Regions from separate parts of the Mus musculus genome. Here all the other regions are linked to region 2. A link is a contact called in ENCODE Hi-C or POLR2A ChIA-PET data. All regions are on one chromosome and are shown on one strand. The core of a region is the stretch at or near the end of the contact, and the rest is flanking DNA. Distances in the headings are between cores, read along the strand shown. Region 1 holds the start of Cpsf1 (cleavage and polyadenylation specific factor 1). Region 2 holds the start of Kifc2 (kinesin family member C2). Region 3 holds the start of Lrrc24 (leucine rich repeat containing 24).

Region 1 (4,711 bases), core at 1,026-3,525, 53 kb before region 2:
CAGCCTGTTCTACAGAGTGAGTTCCAGGACAGCCAGGGCTACACAGAGAAACCCTGTCTTGAAAAAAACAAAAACCAAACAAACGAAAAAAACAACAAAAAAACTCCACTCGAGGTGATCCAACACCCTCACACAGACAAATACATGCAGGCAAAACACCAATGCACATAAAATAGTCACTTCAAAGAATAAACAAAGAACAGAGACTAGAATGATGACTCAGAGGTTAAATAAAGAACACTCATCTAAAGGATGGAGATTCGGTTCCCAGCACCCATGTGGCAGCTTACAACCATCTGTAAACATGACCACAAGTACTTCAGATACTCATAGACACAAAAATAATCTAACAAGTAAAATTGAAAACAAATCTTTAAAATTCTTGCTTTCTACCAGTCACAGCTCCAATTCTTTGCTGCTCTCTGGACAGGTCTTCTTCCAACCAGCTATCTGATCCTCTGCTACCAATTCTCCACAGGACTCAACCATCCCCAATGCCTCTGTCCCTGCACCACTTTGTCACAGTCATTTAAGACTCAAGAGTAGAGCCACAGGGCCCACTTCCAAAATGTTATCCTCCCAGCCACATTTCTCCCAACTCTTAGGTGACTGTCTGCTCCTGTCACCTCACTTCTATACCCCCAACAGCCATCTCCACCTCAGGGAATAGTGACAGCATCCCTGTAACTGCTAAGACCAAATCCAGACCTGTTGCCCAGAACAGTGACAGATTCTTGGCATTACCTTGAGCTCCTTTCAAACTCCACCTCTATCAATCCTGAACTGTCATAGCTGCACTGGTCCAGGCCACCATCTTGCCTAATGGCTACAGCCACTTCTTGACCATCTTTCTTGGACCTCTCTCCAACATAAGTTGGGTAAGATTATTTCATTGCCAAAACTTCCTGCTTGGAGAGTGTGTTGTGGAGGCCCTGCCCTGTTACTTCTTACCCGTTCTTTCCCTTCCTTCCTCCTTCCCTTAGCCTCTACCACAAAAACTTAACTTTCCTTGAAACCCCTTTGCCTAACTCCCACATACTTCCCCCACACTTCCTTGTCTATTTAAAACACATCTTCTATGAAGGTGAGATTTCCCTGTCCAGTTCTGCCACCCCAGTAAACTGCATGTTGGCAGTAATGCACAGCCATCAAAAGCACTTGTTGCTCTTACAGAGGACCCACTTGATGGCACAACTATCCATAATGCTGACCTCCATGGACACCAAGAATGCATATGGTGTACATACATATATACAAGCAAACACAAATGAATATGAATAAGTCTAATTTTTTAAAAAAAGCATCTGCCTTCTTGGCTTTTTTGCTTTGTTTTTAGACAAGAGGTTCACTATGTAGCCCTAGATGGCTTGGAAATAGTTTAAACTGGAACACCCAGAAATCTGTCTGCTTCCACCTGGGATTAATGGATCGAACTGGGATTAAAGAGCCACGGAAATTGCCTTTTTTTTGGGGGGAGGGGGGGAGGGCTTCCTGAACCGCTTGCTGTCTCTCTAGCAACCAAAACACCCCCGTTATCAATGTACTGATGAATTCATTCCACATTACTACATCTACTGACAATAGTCTGTCCCCGAGAAACATCCAGCCTTGCTCCTTTAGGAAGAAACGTTCTTCCACAACAAATCTGCTCAATCTCAGAAAGAGCTCTGGTTGTTTTGTACAGAAACACCCAGTCTCCTTCATTGGGTCTTACTCCTAGAGAGACACTGTGGCCGTCTGTGTGTGGCAGTATTGACTTCCTAAAGAATCATCGCCCTCAAGGGTTCACTGGCTTGTCTTTGCTGCTAAGCTCGTGGAAGGTGTGCAACAATCTCCTGAAAATCGATCTCCAAAGAACAAGCAGTAGACCGCGGGCAGAGGTGTCCGGGCAGGGTAGGATGAGGCCAAACAACGAGGCAGCGATGAACTGGCTCTGGGGCCCAAAGACCCTTGGCAAACCTCAGCTCCTGCACTGGGGAACCTGCCGAATGACTGCGGCACTGCCTCGACACGGCCTACCTCGGCGTCGCGGTTCAGGCGGTACACATAGAGCTGCGAGGTGCCGGCCACCACGAGGTTGCGCTCACTGTTGTTGAAGAAGTTGCAGTACATGGTAAACTCCAGCCCGGTGGGCGGGTGCGCCTGCTTGTACACCGCGTACATGTCGCCGCCACTGTCACGCCGGAGCCGCCGACTCGGGGGACAGGGACGGCAGCGGACTCGGTCCGGCCGCGCGCGCCAACCCAGCCACCGGGTTCCGAAGTACTGCGCCTGCGCTTCCTGCCCGGACCGCCTTCTAAGAGGACCAGGTGGTTGAGAAGCAGGGTTCCGGGCCGCTTCGCATCTGCGCCTGCGCGCCGTGGCTGCGAGCGAAGAGCGGCCCCTAGTGGCCTAGCTTGATAAGAACTGACGAGCAAGCGTGGTGGCACATGCCTTTTATCCCAGCACTTGAGAGAGGCAGGCATATTTCTGAGTTCAAGGCCAGCCTGGTCTACAGAGTGAGTTCCAGGACAGCCAGGGCTACACAGAGAAACCCCGTCTCGAAAAAAAAAAACAAGAAAGAAAGAAAGAAAAAAAAAAAGGACTGATGAGCCTCGTCACAGAGCTGGAGGGTGCTGGACCTCTGCTTCCTTCTGTTCTGTACCCTTCAAGACTTGCCTCATTAGCTAAATCCCAGAAAATAAAACAAGGGTATATAGGCTTGGAAAAGGATACAGAAACATGCAATATCGCCACCCCACTCTGTAGATGAGGTGATGTGGTAGATCACCCCTGTATCACACTAAAGATCTCTTTTTAATTGACTCTAGCTGCATATGTATCAAAAGGTGGCCTAGTTGGCCATCACTGCAAAGAGAGGCCCATTGGACTTGCAAACTTTATATGCCCCAGTACAGGGGAACCCCAGGGCCAAAACGGGAGAGTGGGTGGGTAGTGGATTGGGGGGGTGGGTATGGCGGACTTTTGGGATAGCATTGAAAATGTAAACGAGGAAAATACCTAATAAAAATAAAATAAAATTTAAAAAAAAAGATCTCTTTTAAAAAGTATTTTGTTGGCTGGGCAGTGGTGGTGTAAGCCTTTAATCCCAACACTTGGGAGGCAGAGGCAGAGGCAGGCAGATTTCTGAGTTTGAGGCCAGCCTGGTCTACAAAGTGAGTTCCAGGACAGCCATGGTTATACAGAGAAAACTTTTCTTAAAAAAAAACAAAAACAAAAACAAAAAACAAAAACAAGCAAGCAAAAGAAATTATTTTTTTTTCTTTTTCTTGATTTTTGAGATGAGGTCTCAACTACATAGCCCTGGCTGTCCTGAAACTCTGTAGACCCAACTAGCCTCGAATTCAGAGTCTACCTCCCAAGCCCTGGGACGAAAGCTGCCCAGACATGCTGGCACATATATACATAATTTTTTAAATATTTATTTTATGTATATGATACACTATAGCTGTACAGATAGTTGTGAACCATCATGTGGTTGCTGGGAATTGAACCCAGAACCTCTGCTTACTCCAGCCCCAGAGATTTACTTATTATTATATGTAAGTACTCTGTAGCTGTCTTCAGACGCACCAGAAGATGGAGTCAGACCTCATTACGGATGGTTGTGAGCCACCACCTGGTCGCTGGGATTTGAATGCACGATCTTCAGAAGAGCAGCCAGTGCTCTTAACTGCTGAGTAATGTCTCACCAGTCCTACATAATTTTTAAAATAAAAATCTTTCTGGGCTACACAGAGAAATCCTGTCTCAAAAAAAAAAATCTTGAAAAACAATACTCTTAAAATCTGTGACATCGGGCTGGTGAGATGGCTCAGTGGGTAAGAGCATCTGACTGCTCTTCCAAAGGTCCGGAGTTCAAATCCCAGCAACCACATGGTAGCTCACAACCATCCACAACCATCTGTAACGAGATCTGACTCCCTCTTCTGGAGTGTCTGAAGACAGCTACAGTGTACTTACATATAATAAATAAATAAATAAATCTTAAAAAAAAAAAATCTGTGACATCAAACAAACAAAAAAGCCGGGCATGGTGGTGCATGCCTTTGATCCCAGCACTTGGGAGGCAGAGGCAGGCAGATTTCTGAGTTCAAGGCCAGCCTGGTCTACAAAGTGAGTTCCAGGACAGCCAGAGCTATACAGAGAAACCCTGTCTTGAAAAATACCATAAATAAATAAATAAATAAATAAATAAATAGACCTGTGACATCATACGTCACATGTAAACCCCCAGCACTCTCAAGGACTATGCACATTTGAGGCCAGTCTGGTGACCCAGTGAGACTCTGAGTTATGAAGAAATTGATCAACATTCCTCCTGGAGACAGGTTCTTAAGACTCCAGAAGTAGGGCTGGAGAGATGGCTCAGTGGTTAAGAGCACTGACTGCTCTTCTGAAGGTCCTGAGTTCAAATCCCAGCAACCACATGGTGGCTCACAACCACCCATAATGAGATCTGAACCCCTCTTCGGGTGTGTCTGAAGACAGCTACAGTGTACTTACATATAATAAATAAATAAATTAAAAAAAAAAAAAGACTCCAGAAGTAAACAGTAGAAGGTTCAAGAATTCCCGAAACTACCAGAGGGAGCTCTTAACACCTGCAGCTCTGGGGTGAGAGTGGTCATACAGGCAGGGAGAGCTTTGTGTGGTTGGTTTGTTTGTTTGTTTGGTTGGTTGGTTGTTTTTTTTTCCCCAGACATATCTC
Region 2 (4,137 bases), core at 769-3,268:
AACAGCCACAATAAGGATGGTCACTGCAACCACCAGCAGTACTGCCTGCCCAGCGACAGAGCACCCTTCAGGGCCCAGGTGATCACCAGCCACTGCCAGCACCATGCCTCCTCCCAGAAGCAGGTTGGCAGAAGAGCGGTCCCCATTCACCCAGTGAAAATCGAAGGCCAGAAGAGGCAGACCGATGACTGTGGCAACCCAAGCTCCAGCGAGACAGTCTTCATGTGTGCTCGGCCCTGGGGCCAACATAATGATGGCAGCAAAGGTCTGGAGCAGGAAGCCGGCAGCTGCTCCTCGACTGGACTGTTGACACCGGGAAAGAGAGACACGTTAAGGGAAAAGAAGCCATTTAAAAGCAGCCACTTTTAAGTAGGAAAGAGTTTGGGACTGTTAAGGAGTCCCAGCCTCCCATGGGAGGAGCATCATCCTCTTTCTAGTGGAGGGATCTACATAGTTTGTGAAAGTAAGAATATTCACCTGTAGCCGGGCATGGTGGCACACACCTTTGATCCCAGCACTCAGGGGGCAGAGGCAGGCGGATTTCTGAGTTCGAGGCCACCCTGGTCTACAAAGTGAGTTCCAGGACAGCCAGGGCTATACAGAGAAACCCTGTCTCGAAAAACCAAAAAAAAAAAAAAAAAAAAAAGAATATTCACCTGTACAGAGCTCACCGCTGCATGCAGGGACACCCCTGCCAATACCAGGTGGGACAGGACAGTGCTCCATTCAGTCCTGGGTTTGGAAACCATGACACGTTGAATAGTAGTGAGTTTGAGGAGATAGGAAATGAATCTTCAAATTAGGAGAGAAGTACACACAGAGGCTGGCGATCTGGAGTCCTTAGTGGAGCTCTTCAGGAACCTCGAGTTCCAGAGACCTTTGAGTAGACATTAGAAGAGATTCAGTTCCAAACTTTTTGGAGCCCTGAGGTCACTGGACTCACCTGCAAGGAAGAAGGACTAATTTCCTGGGGAAGGGGAATGGGATTGGAATCTTGGCGCCCAAGCGTGGTATCAGCCCAGGGACTCAAAACGGCAAGAGGAGCTGTCTCTTGCTGTGGTCTGGGCACGGTCCTAGTTATGGCCTTCCATGCCTGAGAATGATAGAAGGGAAGAAGCAGCAGCGGAGCACAGGCAGCGCACAACACCTGGAGACGCGGAGCTGAAGGCCCGAACCCGCCCACAACAGTCTGCCCCGCCTCCTAGCCCGCCCTCCCGAGGCGCGGATTGGAGCAGCCGGCTTACATCCACTAACGAGAGGAGCTCCGGCTAGAGCGGCGGGGCGGGGCCTGTGGAGGGCTGCGGAGGCTCTAGAGGGGTGGGGCTGGGAGCGCGGAGGTGGCGACCAGAGGTTCAGTACTAGTTTGTGGTTTAGATAGTCTCTTTACATTACCCTGGCTGTCCTGGAACTTCCTGTATAGACCAGGCTGGCCTCAGACTCACTGAGATTTGCCTGTCTCTGCCTTCTGAGCGTTGGGATTAAAGGCATGCGTCACAGCCCATGATCTTCGGCACGGGTTTGCTGGAGCACTGGCATTGCGAAGCGCCCCGGGTCTGAGCCGGGAGATGTAGGTGGGGCTTCGGGGCAGCAGGCGTGGACTGAGAAAAGAGGCGGCACTTCGAGGGGTCTAGGCGGAGCTGTGAGAAGGGCCGGGGTGGGGCTTCCAAGGGTTATTGCTTAGCTGTGGGAGGGGCGAGGTTATGACCGAAGGGGAGGTCTGGGCCGGGCTGGGTCCGGCTCCCGGGGAGGGGTGGAGTCTGGGCGGGGCTATCGAGGGAGAAGAGGTTGTACACCTGAGAGCTGAAGGCTCGGTTCCCTTGCGCGTTTCTTGGTGGGGGTCTTGATGCGGGATTCCCAAAAGAGACTAGACAGCGGCTAGAGGTCTTTGCGAAAGAGGGACTAAAAACCGCTTGATAGGGCCTTAAGTACAAGTTTTGCAGCTCTTCGCAGTCGCCCCTCAGTGAGGGCCCTCCGCCCGTGGAAGATCGTCCGTGGGGGCGACCGCCGCGAGCATGCGCATGGGCACTGCGGCGGGCGGGTGCAGAGACCTGGTGCGGGGACGCGGGGCGGCGCGAAGAGGTGCTCTCTGCCGCCCCGCGCCCCCATGTACGCCTTTTACTCTCTGCTCATCTACATCTTCTACAGTCTTTTCCGCAGGGATGGCGGGGCTGCGGCGGTCTCGGACCCCGGGGATCCCACCCAGGTGAGCGGAGTGGGCCTGCATCACGGTTGGTTACCACCATCATTCTGAGATTTGGTCGTGGCTGACCTGTGCAGCTTAAATCCTTAGGTACCTGCTCTGGGAAATAGGGCTGTTCAGAGACCAGTATGGTCTCTGTTGTGGGGTCAAAGATCTCAGCCCCAACCCCTTGGCCCATTTCAGAAGCGAAAGGGTCGCACATACTGCCAGTACCCTCACTTGCACCTCATGCTCTCTTCCCAGAAAAGCGGCGGCCAACCTAGGGGTCGTCGCCGTCCGGATCAATTCACATCAGAACTGTGGTCCGAGCTGAACAGCCTGGCCGGTAGGTGCATACTAGGAGCTGCTGGGGAAGGAAAGGTCCGGGGGATACCTGCAGTTGGTGTACTGTAACCTCACCGGGAGGGAGAAAGGCCTCTCCTCCATCTAGTAATGCAGAATGCTTTTTCCTTTCTCACTTGGCCTCCTCAAAGGCTGCTCAGAATCTGAGGATGGCCAGAAAGGAGCGGAGGGTGGAGCAGCTGAGGTGTCCCTGGAAGAGGCACTCATGCGTCTTGCTGAGTTCCTCTCCGTCCAGTTGGGGGCAGAAGAGAGCTGCGGGACGACTCCTGACCTGGGCAAGGTGAGCGATACCGTCGCCAGCAATTATTCCTTTCCCTAGCCTCTGTGGTCCTCTCACTCCCAACACCTCTGCTTTGGTTCTTACTTCCTTCACAGCCTGGTGAAGTCCCCCCACTGTTGACAGTAACAAGTCAGCTCTTGGCCCTACTGGCATGGACACGGAGCCCCCGGGGGAGGCAGGCCCTGCTCCAGGGGACTCAGCCAACCTGCCCCGTGCAGCCCTCCACTCTAGATGGTCTGTAAAGAGTATCACCATTAGTGGAAGGAGCAGGATCTATCAGAACTAGCTCTGCTCACTATGCCAGACATCTCCTCACTTGTAACTGGCCTCATCCCTCTCCAGGGTCTCTTTCACAAGAAGAAAGCTCCTCTCAGCCCACTCCCATCCTGGATGAGGTACCAAGGGATGAGACCCAGGAACATCAGCCTCTCCAATTGGAGGAGGAACAGAGAGTTTGGCAGCGGTTGGAACAGCTCATTCTTGGACAGGTAAGGACTGTCAGCGACTGGGTGGGTGTGAGACCTAAAAAGGCATTCTGTCCTGTCTCTGACTCCTCCACAGCTGGAAGAGCTGAGACAACAGCTGGAGCAACAGGAAGAAGAGCTGAGTAGACTTCGTCTGGGAGTGGTGAGGCTTTTGGGGTGGGCATAGGGAACAAACAGGCTGAAAAGTCAGGGGAATTTCAGGTGGGTCCTGATGATATCCCTCTCTGTCAGGGGGTGACAGATTCAGAGAAGAGAGTCCAGCACCTCACATTGGAGAACGAAGCCTTGAAACAGAGCTTGAGCCTTACTCGGGACCTCCTGCTACACTGGGGGCCTGGACCACTCCCCAGACTTTCCCAGGTACTCTGCCATTTGGCTGTTATGCTAACTGCAGCCCAGGTTCCTGTACACCTGGTATCCAGCAACAGTACCTGAACCTCCTCAGGTGGGGGCCATCTCTAACTATGAACAAAGTCAGTGAGGTTGATTGTTGTAAAAATCACCCCACCCCCACCCCCATTCTTGGTCTCTCTGTGAAACCTCAGGAAAACAAAGAGCAAAAAGCCTAGGTCAGGGAGCCTTGCATGAAGTTGGGTACCATGGATTTAGCCATTCTTGTTTTGGCCTGAGTCTGTGAATTGGAACTATAGGATACTCTTTCCTGAGTTTGCATTGGCTTTCCTGAGTTTGGCTCTGTGGCCCCATCTGGTTCCCACTCTCTATAGGAGGAGGCAGGGGCACTGTTGGAGCTGCAGGGCCAGCTTCAAGAGGCCCAGGACACCACAGAAGCTCTCCGAGTCCAGGTGGCCTAGGGAACCTAGGGATAAGGC
Region 3 (4,310 bases), core at 1,280-3,779, 62 kb after region 2:
TGTATGAGCATTCCCCACTCCCAACAGATGTGCGTTTACACACACACACACACACACACACTTTTTTTTTAAAGGGAGCAACAACAACAAAACTCCTCCCCCCACCCCAATAAAAACAAAAGCAAAAGCCATCTTTCCTTGATGGTCCTTACCTTGCCCTAGGCCTCTTCCTGTGCCTATACTGAGAGCCTCCTGCTCGTCACTGGCACGACAGTCCCATCACTGGCACGGCAGCCTCCATTGGGCTCTCCTTGGTTCCCAGATGTAACAGATGTAACTGCCTGGGTAGCAAAGTCCAGGGCAATTATCCAGGTATGGACCAAAAGAGAGTGCCCCGGGCAGACACACCCCCTTGGTCTCATTCTGTGGGCACTGGCATCAGCATAAAGTTCAGCACTGGGCAGAAACTTCTTTGTGCCTCAACACAAGAGCAAGGGACCCCACATGAACTTGATCCATATAATCCCACCGTATGGTTCATTTGTCATGATCTGAGGGGGATGTGGTGGTCATGGCATAGCTTGGTGTGGTCTATGATCCTCCTGTTGTAGGGATAGTGGTTGGTAGGAAGCTCACCAAGAGTTAGGCTTTTCCTCAGGGCTAACTCCTATGTTTTATTTTCTTTTAGACAAGGTCTACTGTGTATCTCCGGTTGGCCTGGAACTCCTTATGTGGATGGCTTCAAACCCAGAGATGTCTGTCTGCCTCCAAGTGCTGAGATTAAAGGCCTATGTCACTATGCCTAGCTTATTTCTAGCTTTTTCTTTCCTTTTATTTTTAAAATCCACGAATGAATATTCTGCTTTTCATATATGTGTGTGCATCTCATGCCTACCTGGGACCCCCAAGAGTCAAAAGAAGGCATTAGATCCCCTGGAACTGAAGTTAGGATGGTTGTGGTGAGCCATCACTTGGGTGCTGGGAATTCACACCCAGCCCTACCCCCACTAAGACAGGTTCTCTTTCTCTGTGTCCATGACTGTCCTGAAACTCTAGTAAAACAGGCTGGCCTTGAACTCAGAGATCCACCTGCCCCTGCCTCTTTAGTACAGATTAAAGACCTGGGCCTCCATACCTGACTGTTACTTCTAATTGTTTTGAGCCAGGGTCTTGCTATACTTGGACTGGAGATCCTCTAATCATGCTTCCAAGTGGCGAGATCACAGGGTTGCACCACCACACCTGGCTTTCCCGGGTGATTTTAGAGAACAGAGGGATAAGACAAACAACAGGAAAATCATGCCTTGGCCCCACAGCTGGTTCGAAGCGGGGGCTGTGTCTTTGGAGTAGAGGAAGGTATGTGTCACATCTGGCTGGGATGTGGGGAAAAACCTCAGGTCATCCGCTGGTTTCTAACTTTCTTCTTTCCTCCCTCTGGGGATTGGCCTCAGTCTCTCCCGCACACCAGTCACAGGCTTTAAGCACACAATACACTGAGTTCCACTCCTATCACCGCAACTGGGTACCTAGCTTTCTAAGAATGTGGGAGCAGTGACCTCTGAAACTGTCAAGAAATGCACTCTACAGGTTACTGCATGTCCCTGGGTACCTAGAGACAGGAGGACTGGGGTCTAGTTCTAGCCACGATGAGCTCAGTTTTAATGGTGATGCCCGAAGCTGAGAAGCCTTAAGGAAGATAGGACCAAGGGTGCACTGTTCTCTAGTCTCCAGCCTCATTTGGCATGGTCTAGTGTTTTAATACTCGCCGATTCACCAGGTCTTCTTTGCTCTGAGTCAAGTTGAATTGTACTAAGTGGCCTTGGTGTTTGTCTCAATTTTGCACCAATTGTAAGTCACATGATCATTTAAAGTCAATAGAGATGAGGCAGCACAGCAGTAAAGTTTTAATGGAATAGCTTTGGCGCAGGCAAAGGCAGTTCCTAGATCTCAGGACATGTGGAGCCCCAAGAAGTGGGGACGCTTGCTAGGTTTCTGGGTTTTATTTCCTGGAACACGAATGACTGGTTGGTCCCTGGCTCCAGGCCTTGCACAGCTGTTCAGCCTTCAGTAGCAAAGCCTTGATCTGTGCATTAGGGATCAGAGCTGCTGCTTATGCAGAGGCCCAGATGTGCACCAGAGCAAGACAGCCATGTCAGGAATAAGGGCCCCTTATTAGATGAGCCCAGCAGAGATCCTTTTATCAGGACATGAACCTCTAATCCTGAGCAGGAGTGGGGTGTCGGTCTCTTGGATGCCTATCTAGGCGGGAAGAGGGTGGGGAGGAGTCCTGTGTCCTCTGTCGGGCCCAGCGGAGGTCTCTGGCAGCCCCTGCGATCCGGCGCTTTTAAGCAGCACTACCTCCCCTAACCGCCCCCTCCCGTTCCAGTGGGTCCGAGCCTGCTCATTGAGGGTGTGGTTTCCATCCCCTTCCCACTGCCAGATCCTATGACCTTTTCTCGGTGAGGCAGTCAGAACCTAGAGGGTCCCGATCCCGCCCCCAAGCCCGGTGACCTTGGGCCAGGATCTCCCCCCACCCCCTCACCTGCTCCAGTGGCGAGCGACTCCCCGCGGTGCTTGCGGCTGCAAGACTGGAGAAGCGGAGGGGGGGGTTGGGGTGGGCGCGCACGCGCACCGGCCCACGCGCGCCTTGCGCCTGCCGCCCTGCCTGACGTGACCAGCGCAGGCCAATCCGTGGGACGCAAAGCCGGTGTAAGGGTTAGAGGTGGCCGAGAGAGGACCTCTGTAGGGACAGAGGATAGCAGGGCAGCACCAGAACCTTGGACAGCGCCAACCACCCTGGGCTCACCTCTGCGCGCACGCGCTCTCAGTCACCAGCGTGCAGGTGACAGCGGACATCTAAGTTAATCTAGAGTGTTGGAGCAGAGGGGTAACCTGCGAGTACTACAAAACCCAGAGTTTGCTCTAACCCTCCCCACACAGCCCCAGCTGGAGTCTCAGGGCGGCGGGGCAGCGGGCAGCAGCGGGGCCAGATCCATAGTTAGGGCGATGCGGCGACCTTGCCAGTGTACGTGAGAGGGGACCGTAGGGGAGCTAGGCCCATACTCGAAGCAAGCGCTGAGCTCGAAGGCCAGGGCCGAGCGCACTAGACCCACACCGCCTGCGCGCTCCGGGGCCGGGTGGTACAGGCGCCCATTGGCCGCCAGGGGTAGCAAGCGAGCCGGCTCGAAGGGTATCGCCAGCGCCTCGCCACCGCCACAGTAGGAGAGACGAGGTGACTCGCTGTCGGAAGCCAGGAGGTGCGTGAAGACCACTGGCCGGTCTTCACAGCGCAGGAAGTTACGCTCTCTGCCGCAAAGCGAGAGGAAGGGGAAGGAAGCCTCGTAGCGCCCGCTGTGGTTGGGTCTCAGACGGGAGAAGAAAGTGACCAGGAACTGCAGGTCTGTGGGAACAAAAGGCACGATCATGCTCGGTGACCCAGCTTCCCCGACACGCTCCTTTTCCTGGGAATACCAGCACTGGCACGAGACAGCGGCCCCCCCTCGTGGATGGTGCCTTCCCTCAGAGTCGGGGAGCCGAGGCCCTGAAGGGTAGAGAGAGACACGAGGGAGCAGTGCAGTAAGCAATACCTTTGAAGCAGGTGATAAAGTTCTTCATTTTGGAGTCATCTAGGAAAAGCTGCAGAAGGGACACAGTGGACAGTAAGTCCTGGCAAGAAAGCCGGTGGTGTTCGCTGTCCTTGCTTTTCTGTCTAATGTGTTCAGGGGGGCATGTGGAAGGGCCCTGCGGACTCTCCCCACATCTACAGACAGGTTTCCAGGGTTGCAGCCCTCACCCCTTTTTCTACAGCAGGTTTGACAGCCGCTTGTCCCTAGCAATCGCGAGCAAGCACTCGGCTCTGGGACTGCTGCTAGGACAGGCTAGTGTGCGCGGGATTACGATGCGGTGAAAGCGGAAGGCCCCGGAATTAACTCTTCCAGCCTGGGCTTTGAAAGGTTCAAAGCCACGCGTAGCACCTATCCCAGGTCTCGCCTCTAGAACTACTCCCCACCCGGTGCCGATGGATTCCGCAGTCCCCTCAGGTCTCCTCCCTCTGTCACACGCCAGGCACACCTGGCCTTGGTGATCCACATAGTAGAAATACTCGCGGGTTCTGGGCTCCGGGCTTTGACCCTGTGTGTAGGAGACACGCTCGACCCCACTGCAGGTCCGAGCTCTCTGCGACCTCGCCAAGACTAGAGCCAAGTTACGCACTGCCCCACTAGGCGGCCACATTCTTCCACACCGGAAGCGGATCACACAGTGTTGTGCCTGGGGCTTTGGGTTCCGCCGGCAACACGTGCTCGGAGGGGCGGAGCTGTCTATCCCGCCCCCGGAAGTAGCTGCCAGACGTGGACTCCCCCGCCCCCTTG

Evidence for each region. A loop is a pair of places that touch in the nucleus more often than their neighbours do. ChIA-PET counts read pairs that join two places held with the same protein, here RNA polymerase II (POLR2A).
Region 1: POLR2A ChIA-PET joins it to region 2 with 13 read pairs in embryonic stem cell. The contact joins the promoter of Cpsf1 here to the promoter of Kifc2 in region 2. POLR2A ChIA-PET finds 5 or more read pairs at or near these places in 3 of 5 experiments (Patski and embryonic stem cell).
Region 3: POLR2A ChIA-PET joins it to region 2 with 37 read pairs in Patski. The contact joins the promoter of Lrrc24 here to the promoter of Kifc2 in region 2. A Hi-C loop is called at or near these places in 2 of 37 maps with a recorded cell type or tissue (both left cerebral cortex). POLR2A ChIA-PET finds 5 or more read pairs at or near these places in 4 of 5 experiments (Patski and embryonic stem cell).

Annotation. Positions count from the first base shown.
Region 1 is chr15:76,605,316-76,610,026 of GRCm38, forward strand. It overlaps Cpsf1 (cleavage and polyadenylation specific factor 1), which reads right to left and starts at 2,276. Exons shown (of 37, transcript NM_053193.2): 1 at 2,020-2,276. The coding sequence starts at 2,163.
Region 2 is chr15:76,658,563-76,662,699 of GRCm38, forward strand. Kifc2 (kinesin family member C2) reads left to right here and starts at 2,019. Exons shown (of 18, transcript NM_010630.3): 1 at 2,019-2,203; 2 at 2,444-2,525; 3 at 2,674-2,822; 4 at 2,918-3,056; 5 at 3,165-3,310; 6 at 3,384-3,449; 7 at 3,539-3,667; 8 at 4,033-4,110. The coding sequence starts at 2,105. It also overlaps a transcript of Cyhr1 not described here.
Region 3 is chr15:76,719,644-76,723,953 of GRCm38, forward strand. It overlaps Lrrc24 (leucine rich repeat containing 24), which reads right to left and starts at 2,530. Exons shown (of 6, transcript NM_198119.2): 1 at 2,483-2,530; 2 at 153-281. It overlaps C030006K11Rik (RIKEN cDNA C030006K11 gene), which reads right to left and starts at 4,202. Exons shown (of 3, transcript NM_145472.2): 1 at 4,012-4,202; 2 at 3,528-3,576; 3 at 1,822-3,340. The coding sequence starts at 4,173. The coding sequence ends at 2,895.